Linked DNA regions of Homo sapiens: all the other regions are linked to region 1. Evidence: chromatin loops called from intact Hi-C (ENCODE). Cell type or tissue: PC-9. All regions are shown on one strand. Region 1 has its middle 120 kb from the start of FOXB1. Region 2 has its middle 71 kb from the start of ANXA2. Region 3 overlaps LOC105370839 (a long non-coding RNA gene). Region 4 has its middle 67 kb from the start of FOXB1.

Evidence for each region. A loop is a pair of places that touch in the nucleus more often than their neighbours do. Peaks named below come from ENCODE experiments on the same cell type or tissue, not always from the same donor. Only the 100,000 strongest peaks of a DNase experiment are listed, where the experiment ranks them.
Region 2: a loop joins it to region 1, with 7 times the contacts of the local background. A loop is called at or near these places in 10 of 110 quality-filtered maps.
Region 3: a loop joins it to region 1, with 4 times the contacts of the local background. A loop is called at or near these places in 7 of 110 quality-filtered maps.
Region 4: a loop joins it to region 1, with 8 times the contacts of the local background. A loop is called at or near these places in 3 of 110 quality-filtered maps.

Annotation. Positions count from the first base shown.
Region 1 is chr15:60,124,714-60,129,713 of GRCh38, forward strand. No RefSeq gene overlaps it. Among named protein-coding and RNA genes, the nearest start is that of FOXB1, 120 kb to the left of the region's middle. RefSeq lists enhancers at 3,166-3,355, 3,919-4,420. In PC-9, a CTCF peak has its summit at 3,025; DNase peaks (open chromatin) are centred at 3,088 and 3,478; H3K4me3 peaks cover 1,483 bases; H3K27ac peaks cover 2,250 bases.
Region 2 is chr15:60,324,283-60,329,282 of GRCh38, forward strand. No RefSeq gene overlaps it. Among named protein-coding and RNA genes, the nearest start is that of ANXA2, 71 kb to the right of the region's middle. In PC-9, CTCF peaks have their summits at 2,717 (motif pointing left), 2,917 and 4,811; no DNase peak of the experiment used is centred here.
Region 3 is chr15:60,177,930-60,182,929 of GRCh38, forward strand. LOC105370839 (a long non-coding RNA gene) reads left to right here. Exons shown (of 5, transcript XR_932310.3): 2 at 2,391-2,566. Among named protein-coding and RNA genes, the nearest start is that of FOXB1, 180 kb to the left of the region's middle. In PC-9, a CTCF peak has its summit at 2,051 (motif pointing left); no DNase peak of the experiment used is centred here.
Region 4 is chr15:60,069,094-60,074,093 of GRCh38, forward strand. No RefSeq gene overlaps it. Among named protein-coding and RNA genes, the nearest start is that of FOXB1, 67 kb to the left of the region's middle. In PC-9, no CTCF peak of the experiment used is centred here; a DNase peak (open chromatin) is centred at 1,968; H3K27ac peaks cover 555 bases.

The sequences.
Region 1 (5,000 bases):
CCAGATTTTAAAAAACCTTAAGAGACATAACAACCAGATGTAATGGGTGGTTCCTAGTTGGATCCTGGTTTGAATAAGCCCAGCTGAGAAACTGAACAGGAACTGGCTATAAGATAACATTAACACATCTCTGAGAATGCTGTCAGGTGAGACGTGGGTATTGTGGTTACACAGGAAGCAGTCAGTTATTGTTTTCTGGAAACGTATACTAAAATTTTTAGAGGGAAAAGTCATGATATTGGCAATTTTCTTTAAAACATTGCAACATAAAGAACTTGGTGAACCATTTCCAGTAACATGTTAGTAACTATCAAATCTAGGAAATGGAGACACGAGCACTGATTAGGTTTCTCTTTGTTCTATGTGAAATGTTCATAATGAGATGGGTGGGTAGGCAGGTAGATGGATAGATAGACACCCAGCTACCCAGCCAGAAAAATTCTGGAATTCTTTCATGTCTCAATGAAATTATCAATTTTGCCTTAGTAGGATGGGAATGATATTAAAAATTTTTTCTCAAACAGCTATTTTCTAAGAATGTTAACTTTAACATTGACTTAATTCTTATTAAGAGAAACAACTTTATTCTTCAACATCTTCAAGTCACATGCATTTACACAGCACGTGTTGTATTGAATAAAGAGCTTAGAAACGACCAAAGTGCCCCAAAACATTTGGAATGTGTTTCTCAAACAGTGTGCAGGAAATGCTATTCCTCACAATGTTTCATTAAGATAAACTAGGGGGAGAGGGTGCCAAGGCCGATTGAGTTTAGTAAATCCCCTGCTAGAGCAGTCTGTAGCTCTGTGCTGATGAAAAATCTCAGAAGACAGAAATGGGGAAGTGTGGATGCTGGGGAGGGAGATGAAGAGAGGTTGGTTGGTAATCCCAGAACTACGGGAGGCCGAGCTGTGTGGATCATTTGAGGTCAGGAGTTTGAGACCAGCCTGACCAACATAGTGAAACCCTGTCTCTCCTAAAAAATACAAAAATTAGCCAGGCGTGGTGGCGTGTGCCTGTAGTCCCAACTACTCAGGGAGCTGAGGTAGGAGAATCGCTTGAACACGGGAGGTGGAGGATGCAGTGAACTGAGATCACGGCACTGCCCGCCAGCCTGGGTGACAGAGTGAGACTCTGTCTCAAAAAAAAAAGAGAGACAGAGAGAGGTTGGTTATAGGTACAAAATAGTTAGAAGAAATAAGCTTTAATGTTTGATAGCAGACTAGGGTGACTACACTTAGCAAGAATATTAGGTACATTTCAAAGTAACTAGATGAGAGAACTTGAAATGATACCAACACAAAAATAATGATAAACACTGAGGGTGATGGATAACCCAGATATCCTGGCTTGATCATTACACATTCTATGCATGTAACAAACACATGTACCCCACACACATGTAAAATATTATGTATCAATAAAAGAGAAAACAACACATTCTAAACAATCTAGGAGAAGCTGACAGCCCTCAGTTACAGCATTTTGCACCGCATTTGAGTAGTAATTCTAAGAAGGTGCCACAGAGAGGGCTAGCAGCATGGCTTCTGGTTAACGCTGCACTGACCCAGAAGAATCCAGCTATTGGACTACTTGAGAGATGGAGAGAGACAGCTCTTCTTGCCTTCCTGCCTAGTTTACCCTGTGCACACCTCCAAATTTGCTCACAGAAGGGGAAGCATCTGCTGTGTGGTTGCAGCCATCGCACCCAACCTGCTTAGTGCAGGGTACTCCCTAAATTGTAAGATGTGATCACACATTTGAACATGAGAAAGCATTAAGGGGTTATTGGTTTACAGTTGCATGTGCTTAAGGAACTAAGTTGTACATGAAAAACACAAAAACGAAAGCAGGGAGTAGATTGTAGAATGAGCCCTGTGTGTGAAATTGGCAGACCTGTCAGTCCCAGGTTTGCCTCCAGCTGGCTACCCATTATTAACACAGGACCTAGCCTTCTAGGGCTGTGTGACCTCATCTATTGAATGTCTGTCTGTCTGTCTGTCTGTCTATCTATCTATCTATCTATCTATCTATCTATCCACCTACCTACCTATCAATCTATCTATCTATCTGTCTATCTATCTATCTATCTATCTATCTATCTATCCATCTGTCCGTCTGTCGGTCCATCCATCCATCCATCCGTCCATCCATCCGTCCGTCTATCCATCCATCCATCCATCCATCCATCCATCCATCCAGCCATCCTCTCATTCCATGAATAGTTTTTTTTGAGTGCCCAGTATGTGCCAAGTACTACACTAGGCAGTAGGCAGGCATGTCTGCCTCCAGAAGATGACAGATTTCCTAAAGCAGTGTACATTACTTCTGGATTATCTTTGTCAGGCTCCACTTCCCCTTTACCTTTTTTTTTTTTTTTTTTTGCACAAGTAATTGTGAGTAACTATAGGCACTTTTGAGAAGGGTGGCTTTCAGCTAAACCTAAAAGAAACTTCTGGGTAAATATAAATGATCAGCATAAAAACAACATAGTCGTTCTCTTGGGATTTTAAAACTGACATGGTGACAAATTGTTGATGGAGGATGGACAGCTTCCAGGGCAGAGAAAGTGAACTGGTGGCCCTGGCCAGGCCAGCCCAGCCCACAGCTGTGCTCAGTTAGGCTTGCCTGGTGTACCCACACAGCTGTTTTTCTCCTAACAGAGATTTGTTTCTCTAGACCACCGACTTTATCAAAAGTGGGAAAATCAGAATAGGATTAAGAACAAGAGATCTTTTCCAAAAAATTGTATTGACCATGCAGTGGGCTCTACCCTTTTTTGTTTTCTGTGTTTGTGTGTGTGTGTGTGTGTGTGTGTGTGTGTGTGTGTGTGTGCGCGCGCGCGCGCGCACGTTTGTTTTTGTATACCCCATCTGACCACAACAGCTGTTGGGTTTGTGGCACTTCACTCCAGACTAAAAGATAAGTTTGTCTGTACCTGGCCTCTCAAAAACGTCATTTGGAAAGTTGTTTCCTAATATGAGGGGTTGGGGGAAGGGAGCAGCGGAAGACGAGGAGAGGGTGCCCCCTTTCTGTAACTTCCCAGCTACAGCAGAGACAGACAAATCTCACACTGTAAGCCGAGACAGGCTGGGGATTATCTGGCTCACTCCTGATTTAATACATGAAGAAATGAAGCCTCAGAGAAGCCCAGAGCTTGCCCTAAGCCAGACAGCTGAACCGAAACAGGACCAACCCGCTCTCCTGACTCTGCCCTATGGTTTTTTCCCTCTCCTTTAAGATGCCTCAACCTCGAGTGAAAGTGAAACTGCAACTTCTATTAAATCATGCTTTTTAATCATCTCTGAGCACCACGACTTTTTACACGGTTTCCCCTCCTAGGTAATTATCTAAGTGAAATCTTTCATTCTGTCCTGGCATGAGGAGCCCAGAAAAATGAGCCCCCAAGAGTTGGCTCACTGGCAGCATGCCCTGCAAAGCTTCTCTGGTTTGCTAAGAAGCACTTCAGAGCCCCAAACTCATCTTTCTCATGTCACAAAAGAGTGACTGCTCCTGCAGGAATGTCACAAGTACAAAACAAAGGAACTCGGGATCATCAGTAGAGTTCAGTGTTAAGAACATGAACTTGGAACCAAACTGGAGTTGGGAAAAACTTTTCTTTGGCCCGGTTTCCTCTTCTTAACACCAAATAAACGATAGTACCTATTTCATACTGTTGTTGTTAAGTGAGATAATAAATAAGAAAATGCCCAAGGTAAGTGCCAAAAAGATGTCAGTTACTATAGTTATAAATAGGTAAACAAATGTATTATTCACTTGGACTGCTCTTAGTTCTTTTTGTTTTGGAAAGACCAGAGAATCATAATTCCCTTTCACAAGTTGTTTAGATATTGAAGTCCTAACAGAAATTTTGGATAAAGATTATTAAGAAAGCAGAAAATTTCCCAACACAAATCTTTTTTCTTTTCTTTTTTAAAATCTTACAGACAGCTTCAAGTAAAGTTCAATCCTAGTTAGTCACCTCTGAGGGGCTGTTACTCTGCTCTCCCTGTAGCATGTCATACTGGATGTGCTTATCAATGTTGCATTCTTTTTCTGCTTTCATCAGCCAACGTGGGGCACTGTGTGAAAAATGTAGCAATCACCTCTGTCCCCAACAGGTATACTAATTGTATCATTTCCATAACAAACTCATCCTTCACCCGCGTGAGTCCTTGGAATTTGTGGATAGTCCCTTCCATAGCCAGCTCTCCTCTCTGAGGGGTCTTTGTCTGGAAGGTTAAAGCCTAATGGTCCCAGAATATTGAGGGGGTGCCCAGGATAGGGGAGGACCGGATGACTTTGGAAGCATTTCGTGGTAGAACCAGGAAGTACAACCACCTAATTTAAGCATGTTTACAGCACAGTAGCATTGCAAACCACCTTAGAAATATGAACAGGAGAAACACCTGCAGCTCACAGAGGTAAGCCCTACGCTTAATTCCAGCATATGACTACCTCTGTCACTAAGAGTTGGGATTCGTCTTCATTAAACTACAAATGTATCTTTTTTGGTAAAATGATTTTTTTCTTGCCTTCCTCCAAAATACTGCACTTCTACCACCTACAGTTGAAGTCATTTTTCTGCCTGAGGGCATTGCTAGTTTTCTGGTTCTAAAAACCAAAGAGAAAGGAAGGGAAGCCTGAATGTCACTTTTCTGCACAAATTTGCAAAACTGCCGCCCAACCCCAGCCATCCCCAAGCCTCCACATGAGCAGCTACTTGCATGGCATTGCAACAAGGACCTATTGTGAAGCCCTGAGGTGAACAAACTGCTGAAAAGGGTTGTGAATTGCGGATTATTAGCATAAGTAACTTCTCAAATGAGTTTTCAGGAGGAGTCTTGGTTTCTTAGAAGGCTTAAGGCTTACTCTAAAAAGTAAATCATCACTGAAAGTTAAAAGAAGCAACAATCGTAAAAGACTAATTACCAACAATGTGAGGTCAATAAGATCACAAGTTAATTTTTAATTAATTAATCTATTTTTTGAGATGGAGT
Region 2 (5,000 bases), 200 kb after region 1:
TTAAAAAAGGACCAAACTCCTTTGTTTTTCTCTTAGATGGATGATGCCCTGCCCTGCTCTCCAGCAGCCCCCACAAAGTTAGGAGGTTTTGTTTCTTAAATTAGGCCAGAACTAGTCATTCTGATGAACTCCAACTCCAATCAAGGACATTGGCCAATCTGTCAGAACCTAAAATAAAAATAAATCCACTAGCAGTGTCTTCCACTTTGAATGTTTATCCTGCTGGGTGCCCCTCTTTCTTTCTGCAATGGAAGAACCCGCTTCCATTTTGCAAGTCTGTGTGTGCCCCCTCGTTTGGAGCCATTTGCAATCTCTTGCACTCCCGTTTCAAGGTGGAGCCCCAGCCAAGATGAGTTTCTCTGAAGAGCTGCTACCCTAATTCCTCCCGTTCACTTCGAAGCTTGTCAGGGGGACCCAAGCAATAAGAAGGTCAATAGGAAAACAAATCCCACCTTATTAAGTCTTGTTTGATCTTAAAACCACATCATCCGAGATTTCAGCGACATTATGCTGGCTCCGCACAAGAGGAACAGAGTTTTCTTATGAAAATAAATTAGACAAGCACACAGAAGAAAAAGAAAATGATGTGCAACGGTTAAAATGTTTGAGAGCCTTACATGTGGCCAGCGAGCTCAGCAAAGGACACTGGTTTCTTTTTCTCTCTTCTTTAGTCTTTTATTCCCTACTCTCTGTTCTCCTTGCAGCAAAACAAATATTTTTCCTACCACAAATATTTTTAAGGTGCTACTTTTCAATTAACGATGTTTTATTTCTTTTGTGTGATGGGGTTTTTCTTTTTCGCACTGAAATGATAAAGACACTGAAGATGGCAAAGGGAAGCCCTAGGAACAGCCTTGCTACAATCCATCAGCTGCGATAATATCAAGATGAATATATTGTCAGGAATCTGTATGTAGCATTTCATTTATCCTACCCACTCTGCTAAGAGCGGCTCCCCCGGGGATTACATTATTATTCAAGCTTCCTGGACTCACTCCAAATGCATATTGCAACTACAATTCAAAGGGAAACTTATAAAAGGTGATAGGAAATAGACCTTCTACAGAACATTTTTTAAAAATTAACCTTTTCAGAGTTTAATTCCATCCTATATACCTATAAATAGACCAGCTTTCAGGAACTAAAAACTAATCCTATAGTAATAACACAAAGCTCAATTTCTCATTCCATACGATCATTAATATTACTTTAAAAATCACGAGAAATCTCTTCAACTTCTTAAGCATTGTAATTCATTTCTGTACACCAATTCAAGAAACCTCATTAGTTTAGGTGGCCTTTTTGCAATACCATCCAAGGCACGCAAATATTTGGAATTTTTACCTTAGGTCAGAGTTTAAGAAAAAAATGATTTCTCATTTCCAGAAAGGATTTATGAATGTAGAAAAATGCTTTTGTGACAGTGACATGTTTGTGTTACCTAATTCACAAATAAAATAAGCTATATAGAATATATGAAGTAAAAATCAAAAGGAAAAAAGAGAAAGGATTTTATATAAATGGTGGATAATTTTTAAGTAAAAAAAAATCTTGTTACATCCTTAACATTTTTAAATCTTGTTACATCCTTAACATTTTTTTCTATAACCCAGTTTCAATACTCCAATCAAATGTAAGATGGAAGAGCTTTGATTTGAGAGAAAAAAAATCCTTTGAACATTGATCGACATGTGATTTGTGCAATTATTTAACCTGGATTTAACTCCCTCTACTCTATGCTCAAATCACTTGATTGACTGAGATGCTGTTTCCATTGAGCTGGGTTTACAATTATCTTTAAACAAGCGAAACTTCAAAGGCTGCTCAATGGGTATTTTCCGTTCTTCATGAGAACTCGTAAATGTATAACCTGCATATAAACAAGTCACTCTACCTAATTAAATGGAATCTCTTCCTCTCTATTAAAAATTTAGAAGTGCTGCCTGGGTATAAACATGTCATCTCAGAAGGTGGGAGGAGAGACCCTCTTAACGTCCGTGAACAACCAGCTGAATCTCCTTTAAGCAAAGCCACGTTAATAATAGCACAGACACATAAATTATTCTAATTATTTTATTATCAGTAAAGATTGGTTAAACGGAAAGGGTGTTCATTGTTGGCAATTATGCCCTCAAGTTTTATCTGACTACTAGGGAAATGCAGTCCAGGGCTTTAATTTACTTCAGAGACCGTCACATAGCTTCTTGCCCACTTTCTTTTTCAAACATCTGTATCCTAGAAGAGGTAACAGGTAATGGAGCATTTTCGCTGATGGCTGCGTCTAGACTGGAAAATGTTTTTTTGTTTGTGTTTGTTTGTTTGTTTTTGTTTTCTTTAATCACATTTCTAGACTTAGAACTCTTAGGAAAATGATCCATAAAAGGTCTAGTTTGGAAATTGAAATGTTCTTAAAGCGTTTTGAGTTTGTGTTGTTTCGTTTGATTGTTAAAGGAAGAAAAGGTTCTTAAAGTCCTTGTCCCTTTTTTGAAAACTGATGGAGAAATTATAAAGCACCTCCAGCTAATGAAAATAGTTTACCTTGAGCTCAGGATTCACTGCTATAGCTCCCAATCTTCTTTTTTTAAAAAAAAGAAAAACTCTTTTCATAAAGTTTGAAACAATATTTGTGGCATTAAGCTTTATATCATAAGACCAGGCAGAAATTGCAGCATGTAAATGTTTGAAAAGGAGACGTAGACTTTTGAGCTGTGAGGTGCTTTGTTGGAGCGTCCTCTTGTGGTCAAATGTCATCAATACAACTTTAGAGTCACTTTTTTTTAAAGGGCGGTTTTGACAAACCCACAGTAGCGCAATGTTGACACAAGTTGCAATTCAGGATTGAAAGTTTGGTATCTTGTTAGATTTTGTATCCTCTCCTATTCTCCAGAAACACCTTAAAATGCATTCACTCAAGCAAACAGGAATTCATGAGAGCTCTTAAATATACAAGAACTCTTAAAATACACAAAAATTATGCACAAATGCAAGGCAATGCTCCTTACTGATCTGGGAACAGAGAAAGTCTACCTCATGAGGTGGCATCTCTCCCCAGGTGTCCTTCAACTGGCCATGGGAGGGACAGTTTTTTCCCATCAGCACCACTGTCAGAGGCCAATAGCATGAGATGTAGTGGCTGCAGGCTGGGTGGATCATGTCACCCATCACTGCCCCTGTGACGTTGAGTGCACCCATCTGCAAGGAGAAGGTATATCCCCAGTGGAGCAAGGCTCCCAGAGGCCTCAGTTCTTAGATGGAAGTGAGTATGGCTTTTCTCTGATACCTGTTCCAATAGGGAATTCAAAGTGAGGGGGAAATATTAAAGGGAGTTATTATATTCAAGTATTTCCATAATTTGTTAACTGTAAAATATATATCATTTTTATGGCTTCAAAATAATCTACTTAGAAGCCTCACTAAAGATAAGGATCTTTGTGAAAATTCCTGCCTTTGACCAGAAATCTGGGTTAAAACAGATTGAGAAATGAGAGCTTCTCTTTGATACCTCACATTTTTAGGTCTTGAAGGGACTCTGGGCATTATAGATTTCAAACTTCTCATTTTACAGATTAGAAAGAAAACAAAGAGGCTGGGCACAGTGGCTTATGCCTGTAATCCCAGCACTTTGGGAGGTCAAGGTGAGCAGATCACTTGAGGCCAGGAGTTCAAGACCAGCCCGGCCAACATGGTGAAATCCCGACTCTACTAAAAATACAAAAATTAGCTGGGTTTGGTGGCAGGGGCCTGCAATCCCAGCTACTCAGGAGGCTGAGGCAGGAGAGTTGCTTAGACCCAGGAGGTGGAGGTTGCAGTGAGCCAAGATCACACCACTGCACTCCAGCCTGGCTGACAGAGTGAGAGAAAGAAGGAAAGAATGAAAGGAAGGAAGGAAGGAAGGAAGGAAGGAAGGAAGGCAGGCAGGCGGGAGGGAGGGGGAGGGAAGAGGGGGGAGGGAGGGATAGGGGATGTGGGGAGAGAGAGAGAAGAAAAGAAAAGAGAAAGAAAGAAAAGAAGGCACAATGAGGGATAGGGACCTGCCCAGGGTCTCCTGGTAGAAAGCAGCAAACTTGGGATGGGAAGGGAGTGTCTCAGCTGTAGTTAACATGGCCCACCCTCCTTGGCTCCATCTTGCCAAAGAGCTTTCTGGCATCCAATTCCTAACACTAGCCTGAAGTTCCCAATTTGCCTCAATTGCCCCTACACTTCACCTAAAACTTCTGTCCTGCCACTGATTGGTCCATCCTGGCTCTTTCCTCATAATGATAAATAAATGATCACCGTATTCTTTAAGATAAGACTAGCCGCATTTGAAAATCACATAATATAAAGCATCCTCTCTGAAAATTTCTGGAATTCTCATTCCTTGTTTATGTACCTGGATTTAACTCCCTCTACTCTATGCTCAAATCACTTGATTGACTGAGATGCTGTCACTCTTGTCACTCAAGAGTCTTATACAAAATAGGGTATGGAAAGAAACTAATAATGTGCATTTTTATTATAAATGCCAATTTTAGCACATCTCAATGACTGATTTTATAGATCATTAGGAAGTAGCTTTTAGTCATTTATGAAAATAAAAGCCCATAGAATTATTCATCGTAGGTAAAAGAAAAAACTGAAGAAAGGTCTTTGATCAGCTGCCCTAAGGTTTTCAGCTAATATATGACATAGAAATGTGTAAGGGTTCTGGGAGATTGATGGACCGCCAAGATCTGAGATGGCTATGGTTGCCGCAGACATCCCCACAAGATGGCGCTCTTCTTTATTTTCCATTCATCTTAATTTTAAAAAGTGATTTTTACAGTTTCAGAATAAAACAGAATCATGAAATATGTAGATGGTTTCATATATTATCCTGTTTAATGTTGCAACATACATCGCAGTTATAAAAATCAGCGTCCCCCTCCCCCACCCTGTCAGGAGGCGATCCCTGCCTGGATCCCCAAGGGTAGGGTGAGGGGTGTTGATGGTGCTCTTAGGAAATGCCAGGACTTGGCAGA
Region 3 (5,000 bases), 53 kb after region 1:
CTGGGGGACTAGCGGCTGGCAGGGGCCATGAGGGAGCTTCTAGGGTGCTGGCCATGTTTAGTTTCTTGACCTAGTTCTGATTACATTTCCTTGTTGATTACATGTGCTCATTACGTGTATCCATGATGGGTGTGCTTTTTCTATATGAATGCCATAATCCAATGAAGATTTTTTTTAAAAAGAGAGACCAGAAGACAAAGGAATAATGCCTTCAAAGTGCTGAGGAGAAAATAAGTCAGCAAAATTATCACTCAGGTAGATTGACAAGGTAAAGATATTACAATCAGATAAAGATTGTGAGACATTACTGTTCACCACCTTTGCTGAAAGAACCGCTAAAGGATGTATTGTAGGAGGAAGACAATTGAACCCAGAATGAAGGAATAGCATTGCAAGGAGCAATAGTGAGGCAAGAAATTGTGAGGCAAATCTAAAAAAAATACTCACTGAAAAATAGTAAAGATGACAAAGTTTTAACCAAGGAAGAATCAAAATCCTAGGGGAAAAATATCCAAGATGGTGAGAGAGACCTTTGGGTACAAAGTTTCTTGTATTATTTGAGAGAAGGGAAGAAGTATTGAATTTCAACTCTAAGTATATGTGTTAAAAATTGAATGGCCACTAAAAAGTAAGAAGTAGATATATAACTTTCAAAGCAGTATGAGGGGGGTGGGGCATAAAGAAAATTCAGTCTATCTAAGGGAAGCCAGTGAAGGAGGAAAAAAAAAAAAAAGCCAAGAAAAGTTGTTGAATAAAAAGTCCAAAGAAATTATGGCTTAAATCATGAATGGACCAAGCTAGTCAATTAAGAATAGATATTCTTAACTTTTTCTTTTAGAGGCAGGGTCTTGCTCTGTCACCTGGGCTGCAGTGCAAGTGGTACAATCATAGCTTGCTGCAGCCTTCAACTCTTGGGCTCAAGTGATCCTCCCACCTCAGCTTCACAAGTAGTTGGGACCACAGGCACAAGCGCCAGTGGCTGGTTAATTTTTTAAATGTTCTTTTTTTTTTTTTTTCGTAGAAATGAGATCTTACTATATTGCCCAGGCTAGCCATGCTAGCTTTCCTCCATCTGTCTCCCCCTCCTCAGGCTTTCCTATTTCCTGGCTTCAACCAATCCCCCTGCCTTGGACTCCAGAAGTGCTAGGATTACAGGTGTGAGCCACCACACTTGGCCTCTTAAATTTATAATAATTTAGTTATATGCTGTTTATAAGAGACAAGTATGAAATACAATGACACAAATAAGTTGAAAAGAAATGATTGGAAAAACATGTATGAGTCAAATCTAATCCAAAGAAAGTTTTTAAAGACTAAGATTAGAAAAAAAAAAAAAAAATAAGGGGAAAAATTCTTATTAGAAGAAGAGTCATTAGTATATGAGGAAAAAAAAGGACCAATTCACCAAGAAGATATAACAATCATGAGATTGAAAGAACCAAAGAACATTGCCTCAATCTATATGAAGCAAAAAATTTAGCTGAATTACAAGGAGAAATTGATCAATTCTCCACAGTGCTGGGAGATTTTAACATTGGTGCTTTAAATCTGATGAGTCTACATTTCATCTCCACAATCAAACTGTAAGGTTCTTGAGGTCAGAGTGCGTGTCTTATGCCATGTTCCCCCAATATATGAGATGCATTTCCCCTCCCTCCCAAAGTATCTGAACATATAAATGTCCCCGCTCATATAAATGGTTAAAAGACAGTGCGCTATAGGCAAGTGCAAAGCACAGAAAGTATGTACTAATAATTTATTACTGATAGTAGACACTTTTTGTAACAAGTAAGACTATTACAAGTAGAATAATTAATGAAGACATAAAATAATGGAGTCAAGAGAGAGAAAAGAAAATTGTCCCTATACTTCTTTTGAAGCATTTATGAGACACCAGGTTCATTTCTTAAATTATTCAAACTACTGTATAAACTAATTGGAAGATCATGTATATTCATTTTAAATGGGAAAAAAATGGACCTAGAAAGAATTTTAAAAGTGCAAACAGAATTTGCATTTGGTGGATATAAGACAGTAGCAATGATACTACCCCCTAGTGGCAGAGCATAGCAACCCCAACAGGATAATGAAGGTATGTGTTGTATATCCCATGGGTCATTTTCCTAACAAAAGTATTAAGCTGTAAGAAGTATTCTGTAGATCATAAAGTTGATTGTAGTAAATGTTCAATCAATGTCTGCTGTTGTTATTGTCATCACTACAGTGTCATCAGCATTTTTGTTATGCTCAGCCTATAGCTAAGTGCCTTTGTGACAGGTATCAATATCCAGGACATCAGCTGTGGCCAGGGCTACAAGGTCACACCACATAGAAAGGGCAATTTATATTAAGGGAACAGCCTTCAGCCACTTTTTTTTTTTTTTTTTTAGAGCGGAGCAGTGTAACCATCAGACACCAGGAGGCTTCCTGGCCTTCTCAGTACATCACGCAATGGCAGCTTTTTGAAGATCAGTAACATGAAGTCTGTCCTAAAGAACATTGAAGGTATCCCTCCTGGAAAACAATGCTATTTTCTTATGGTCCACAAGGAAAAGAAAGAAGGAATGTAAGTATTCCAGTTACAACTCACTAGGATCCATCCATGTGTAAATACATCCCACAAGGTGGATTAAAAGTATATAAATTTGTGTTAAAAAGAAGGTAAAATGGTTATTATATAAGATGCTGATATTAGGGGAAAATTAGTGAAGGATACGTAGGAACTCTCTGTACTCTCTCTGCAACTTTTCTGTAAGTCTAAAATTATTCCAAAATTAGAAGTTTCTATTTTTAAAAATTGATGGTCAAAAAGAAAAGAAGAAGGTAAAATTCTTATTGTATTTGTCAAGAGATTCACTGACAGCAAATGCCATAACCTATAGGTAGCAGACAGCAATTTTATTTTAGTTGGAAAAATGTGGGTCCAGAATGGAATTTCTTGAGAATGTCCAGAATTTCTTGAGATGTCCATTAGGCATTCTTCTAAACCAGTGCCCCAGTGCAGGCTTTGAGCAATCTACTTCTACAACAGAAAGGCAGTTGTAGAACCCCTGCATAGCTTGTCCTACAAAGAAAATAATACTCTTTATAATTTGGGCCATTTCCCGTAAGGTTTGGGTCATTTTTGTCATGTGCCTTTTAGACCAGTCAGGTGGAACACTTAACTATGTTAAATCATTTTTTCAAGAGTTATGACTAAACGATTGGCAAAGGAGCTGGAGTTGGAGGTAAACACTGAAGAAATGTGGTCAAAGGCAATTTGAAGTTGACCTGGTGGTCTAAAGTGCAATGACCAAACTATTCAGCTCTCAATGATTGATGTGTGGACTTCACACAAAAGCAAATGTGGAAATTGTGATTCCAATCTCAACACAAATCCAGTCAGTTGCTAGTCTAACCTGTTGGGTTATTTTTAAGTTTTAAAACATTGTTGATAATTAAAACCACAATGGGCTGCCAGGTCAAACCCATGAGAATGGCCAAGATAAGAGAACTGTACAATACTAAGTGTTGGCAAGGGCATGAAATATTTGGAACGCTCACACACTGCTGGTGGGAGTATAAAACGGAGTAACATGCTGAAGAACCATTTGGCAGCTTCTTATGCATCTACCGCATGACCCAGTAATCCCACTTCTAGGTACTTACATAAAACAAATGAAAACACAGGTCCACAAAAGCACTTGTACACGAAGGGCAGACTTTTTAATTTTTTTTGAAGTACTATTTAAAAATTGTTTATTATAGTTCATGTTTTTGGTGTCTTATCTAAGGAATTTTGTTCATCGCCAGGGTTATGAAGACTTCCTTTTCTTCTAGAACTTTTGTAGTTTTAGCATTTATATCTAGTCTATAATCCATTCTGAGTTAATAAAAACAGACTGATACCCAAAAGTTCATGGGAGCTTTATTCATAATGGCCTCAAACTGGAGACAATCAAATGTGCATCAGCAAGAGAATGGATAAATACAAAGTGGTATATCCAGACAGCAACAAGGAATAATACACATTGATACAATAGTTGATACACACAATGACATGAATCTCAAAAATATTATGTTCAGCAAAAAAATGTAGACACAGGAGAGTATTCTGTATGTTTCCATTTGTCTGAAGTTCAACAACAAGCAAATCTAATCCGTGGTGATAGCAGTCAGAAGAGCGGTTGCTGGGGCTGGCGAAGAAGGTGGTAATAACAGGAATGAAGCACCAGGAGACTTTCTAGGGAGATGGCAATGTTCCAAAATTTGTGGGGTTTGTTTGTTTAAGACAGAGTCTCGCTCTATCGCCCAGGCTGGAGTGCAGTGGTGCGATCCTGGCTTACTGCAACCTCTGCCTCCCGGGTTCAAGCGATTCTCCTGTCTCAGCCTCCCGAGTAGCAGGGACTACAGGCACCCATCGCCACGCACAGCTCATTTTTGTATTTTCAGTAGAGACAGGGTTTCAGCATGTTGGCCAGGCTGGTCTCAAACTCCTGACCTCAGGTGATCCACCTGCATCGGCCTCCCAAAGTGCTGGGATTACAAGCGCGAGCCACCATGCCCAGCCCCGAAACTTGTTTTGAGTGGTTCCACAGACATTTTGACAGTTACACAGAAATTCACTGGTCAAAAAATTTCCACCTATCTACACTCAGGAACTGCACATTTCGTTGTACGTAAATTATACCTCAATTAAAAAAAAAACTGCTGACTTCAGCGCTGATATTTGCTCTGCTAAATTTAATCCACTAGAAAAAACCTTCCAAGGCACAGGGCCACTTTCCCAGTAAAAGTATTTTCAGCTTTTGGGGCCTTGTCCTTGTGCAGTATTGTTGCAGAGAGAAGCTACAAAGCAGAAAGGTAAAAATCAAGGTGGTACAGAGTTACATCTCTGAGAGAGCAGCTAACTTTTCTGGTTCCTGTATTCACAAAATGACTAACAGCAGGTTCTCGAATCTCTGCCACTTGCCCTCTCTAGGAATAGTTGAGTGACAATGAACAGAATTCATTTTTTATTA
Region 4 (5,000 bases), 56 kb before region 1:
ATCAAAGTTCAAACATCATCCTCAGCAAATCCTGAAGATCAAATTCTACATATCGGCTTACTAATTGGACAAGTGCAACTTCTGCCCACCAAACCAGCACCTTGGAGGAATTTGAGCGTGGCACTTAGGCAACATAAGCAGAAAGCTCAGTAGCAGAGCATTTGGTTCTGTGGCTACTTCCCTGGGATAAAGGGGAACCAGTGCTTGCACGGCAGATAGAGCCAGGCTCTTTTCTAATACAATCCCAACATTTCTCTCACAAGGGAGAAATATGTGTTAGGGTCAAATAACCCAGAGACAGGATTGATTTTTCTGATTGTAATGGAGGCCTCAATGATCACACTATTTATTGGGCTATACCTGATCCCTAGGTACGACCTGTCTTCCTGTATTTCTGTACTCACCAATCTGAGTCTGAACTTAAATCAGACCAAATCAAGGAGGAATCATTCATATTTGAGGCAGACTTTTTATTTCTATAAATCTTAAAGGTTATCTTCTTGAGGCTGGGTCCCCAGCTGTCATATAAAAAGATAAAAGATAATGTACCAAAATAATCTGATCTTTGACAAGTGAGATTATCAAAGATTATCAGTCTCAGAACAAGTGCTTGGGTTTATTTTTTATGTGGCCATGTGTGATCTAAAGTTAAAAATAATACAAGTGGATTCAAATTCATGGCTAATTGTACATCAAAATGAACTCACTACAGAGTCATTTAAAGCATAAAAATATAGAACTGTTAAGAATTCAACTTATTGGCCGGGCGCAGTGGCTCACGCCTGTAATCCCAGCACTTTGGGAGGCCGAGGCGGGTGGATCACGACGTCAGGAGATTGAGACTATCTTGGCTAACATGGTGAAACACCGTTTCTAATAAAAAATACAAAAAATTAGCCAGGCGTGGTGGTGGGTTCCTGTAGTCCCAGCTACTCGGGAGGCTGAGGCAAGAGAATGGCATGAACCTGGGAGGTGGAGCTTGCAGTGAGCTGAGATTGTGCCACTGCACTCTAGCCTGGGTGACAGAGCGAGATTCGGTCTCAAAAAAAAAAAAAAAAGAATTCAACTTATTAACCTAAGAAATAAGAAGAGCGGAAAAGGGGAAAAACAAATAATTATTGAAGTACCTACAACAATCCAATGAAATAGTTATTCTCATTTTCAGTTGAAGAAATTGAGTTTGAGAGAAATTAAGTAATATATTTCCTAGACCCCAAACTTCTTAAAGGCAAGAGCAATAATCTTATTTATTTGTCTATCAGCCAGCTCCACATCTTCACACAGCAATTGCTCCATAAATGTTTCATGATAGAGTAAACTGGCAGAACTACGGCTTGGACATGGATCGATGTGACTCCAAATCCCAGGTTCTTGCTGGTCATGCTGCTTCTACAGCTACAGCAGCGAGAAAACACTGTTGAAATTCAGCTACAGAGGCCAGGTGTGGTGGCTCACGCCTATAATCCCAGCAGTTTGGGAGGCCAAGGCGGGCAGAGCACTTGAGGTCAGGAGCTTGAGACCAGCCTGGCCAATATGGCGAAACCCCGTCTCTACTAAATATACAAAAATTAGCTGGGCGTGTTGGTGGGCGCCTGTAATCCCAGCTACTCAGGAGGCTGAGGCACGAGAATCACTTGAACCTGGGAGCTGGAGGTTGCAGTGAGCAGAGACTGAGCCACTGCACTCCAGCCTGGGCGACAGAGTGAGACTTGGTCTCAAAAAAAAAAAAAAAAAAAAAAAACCAGAAAGAAGTTCAGCTACACTACAAATAAATCAAAAAACAGCTTTCTGATTTTCTCAATTAGACTTCATAAACATTTATTGAGCATCACTGTGTGCTTAGTGTCGTGCCACACATCATGGGAGGCACACAAAATGTGGAAGGCATGGTGTTTACGTTGGAAGACTTTCCATGCTAGCTGATGAAAAAATTCCTGATGATTTATAGATGAGTCAGAGAAGCACTTAAAGGAAATGTACAAGCACATGTAAGGCGGCCAAACTACACAAAGGAATGTTGAGCTAAATAAAAGAAAGAAACAAACTCTTGTGGGGCTAAGTATGGAACAAGTGGAGTCTTGAACCTGGACCTCTTGGGAAGGGTGGGAAGGACAGAGGGCACTGCAGCTGGAAAAGTGTTTGAGTGATGGTGGGTGAGTGGGAGGGGGAAGCTCTGGTCTGCTGAGGTCAGATTCTTACTTCAGGGCAACAATTTTGAATCAGAAAGGGAGAACCGAAGGTTTGTTGCCGGGGGCCTTGAAGCAGCTTGAGGCAGTTGGGATCAACCTGACAAGTTCTCGTATATTGTCAAAGGAGCTTGCAGGCATAGTTGCAGAAGATGGCTGTGGGAGTATCACGCCAAATAGAAATCCAGAAAACGGTAGAGCCAAGAAAACACAAAGTTTGGGATGACAGCATAGGGAAAATTGATCCATGACAAATTTCTTCAGAGAACTTTGGTGACTGCCACTCATATAGGTTGGTCTTTCATATATATATATATTTATATATATATGTGTGTGTATGTGTTTATGTGTTTTTTTTTGTTTTTGTTTTTGTTTTTTTTTTTTAGTACACGGTCTCACTCTGTCACCCAGGCTGGAGTGCAGTGGCGCAATTCAGCTGCTATGGCTCACTGCAGCCTGAACCTTTTGGATTCAGGTGATCCTCATACCTCAGCTTCCTGAGTAGCTGGGACTACAGGCATTTGCCACCATCCCTGGCTAACTTTTGTATTTTTTGTAGAGGTAGGGTTTTGCCACATTGTCCAGGCTGGTCACAAACTCCTGGGCTCAAGCAATCCACCCACCTCTGCCTCCCAAAGTGCTAGGGTAACAGATGTGAGCTGCCAACCCCAGCATCTTTTAGATATTTTATATTGACTTACAAATGTTTTGGTAACATGAAGACAGTATCATACCTTGTTAGGTCAGAAACATAAGGGAAAACAGCTTTCCAAGCAATTCAGTCCATTTCCTCTGCCTTTTGCAGTTCTTGGGAGTATTACATGCATAGCTAGTTCATATTCTCATAATTATAGAATGTTAGAAATAGAAGAGATCTCAGAAACCATCAGTCCAATCCCCATATTTAGAAAATAAGACAACCTTAACCCAGAAAGGTTTTGTGCCCCTCCAAGATCACACAGCTAGTTAGCAGCCACTACATTTTATTCCCCGGGCCAGGGTAACAATTGCTCAGTATTGTTCCATAATCTGAGTTCAGTTTAGTAAATAACATTGGCCCTTAAACAGACATATGGAGCACTGCACCATAACTCTGTTGTCACAAACTTTCTTCCTCTCCTAATGTTTGATCTCCATTTTCCCTTTTTATTAAAATTTAGAGGTTGAGGATTACATCTTATTCATTCCTGCACATCAGCACTTAGCATCATGTCTGGCACATAGCAGGTATGCAATACATTTTCGTTGAGTTGACCTGAATTTGAATCACTGATTTTCATGCCCGCGCTCTCAGGGGCTTTGGTGACTTACTTCATTTTTTAAAATAAAAGAATTATCAGATCATTGAACTGGAAGGGACCATAGAGATTAACTCTTGCTCTACAAGTGAAGATGACAAAGCCCAAGGAAGGTAAAAAGATGTATCCCAAAGACAGCACTCATGCTGGGTTCCAGACCCTATTTTCCAGATTACATGATTTGCTCTTTGGTAGAAAGTATTATATTTTTTCAATATTTGCATGTTGGACAGATTCTAGAATATCAGCTTTTTAAGGGGAACAAAAATCTACAGAGTATCTTGTGCTCTTCTATGAAACTTACTGCCAGTAAGTAGGATAATAAACGTCTTAGATGGCCAAATGATTCTGTGACAAATGATTTCAGGGAAGAATTTCCCACTGAGCATGGGCTTGAGCTCACTTTGAAAACATTCCATTAGTAGGAAAAACTGACTCTCAGAGAGGCAGTGAAATCAAAGCTGGAAAAAGCCAAGACAACTGGGGCCCCAGAGTTAGATGTGGGTCCAATACTGTACAGATCAATTGCTCTAGTCTATGCTTCAGCCAACAATAATAGCCCTACCCTGACCCCCTGCTTACTTCCTGCTAACTTGTGACCTAGGAGAACCAAGTGTGAGCATGAGACCAGCGTAGGCCAACCTATCACTGGAACTGGGAAACAACACTCCCCCATGTCTGGCTGCATGTGGCCAGAGCATCCTCTCCTAACACAAAGGGCTGGCCATTAATCCTTCCCGAGTGGAAGGTCAAACAGAGGCTGCCCTGCAACGCTCTGCTGGTTTCATTCAAGCTCTTCATGGCTGTGGCCCTAAAACTCTCTTCGCACTGACAATGTCTGGTGGAGGAGTCATGGGCTGAAGTGGTTCTAGAAGCCACTTGGTCAATGACAGGGCACTCACAGGAAGTTTGGCTCTTAACTTGGAGGCTATATTAGTCTGCTAGGGCTGTCATAACAAAATAGCACAGATCGTGTGGTTTTAAACTACAGACATTTATTTTCTCACAGTTCTGGTGGCTGGAAGTCCAAGATCAAGGGGTCGGCAGGTTTGATTTCTCCTGAGGCCTCTCTCCTTGGCTTGCAGATGGCCACCTTTTTGCTGTGTCCTCCCATGGCCTTTTCTCTGGGTGTGCGCATCCCTGGTGTCTCTTCCTCTTCTCATGAGCACACTAGTCATATTGGCTCAGGGCTCCACCTTTATGATTTCCTTTCACCTCAATTATCTCCTTCAAGGCCCTATCTCCAAATACCATCACATTGAGAGTTAGGGTTTACCTATGAATTTGGGGGTACAGAATCCAGTCCATAACAGAGGGAAGCCAGCCTCTCCACTTTGCAATCACTGGTGTGTCTCTTCTTACTACTACTTAATTTTCATTGGTCTTTTCTCAAAGAGACATTTGTGATTGATTTAGAAAGCAATGGAAAGAAATCATCTGCTAGTTGAGTTCTTAAGTAAAGCTGTTAAAACTGCAATTAAAAGGGAGAAAACATAAAAAAGAAATCACCTTTCCA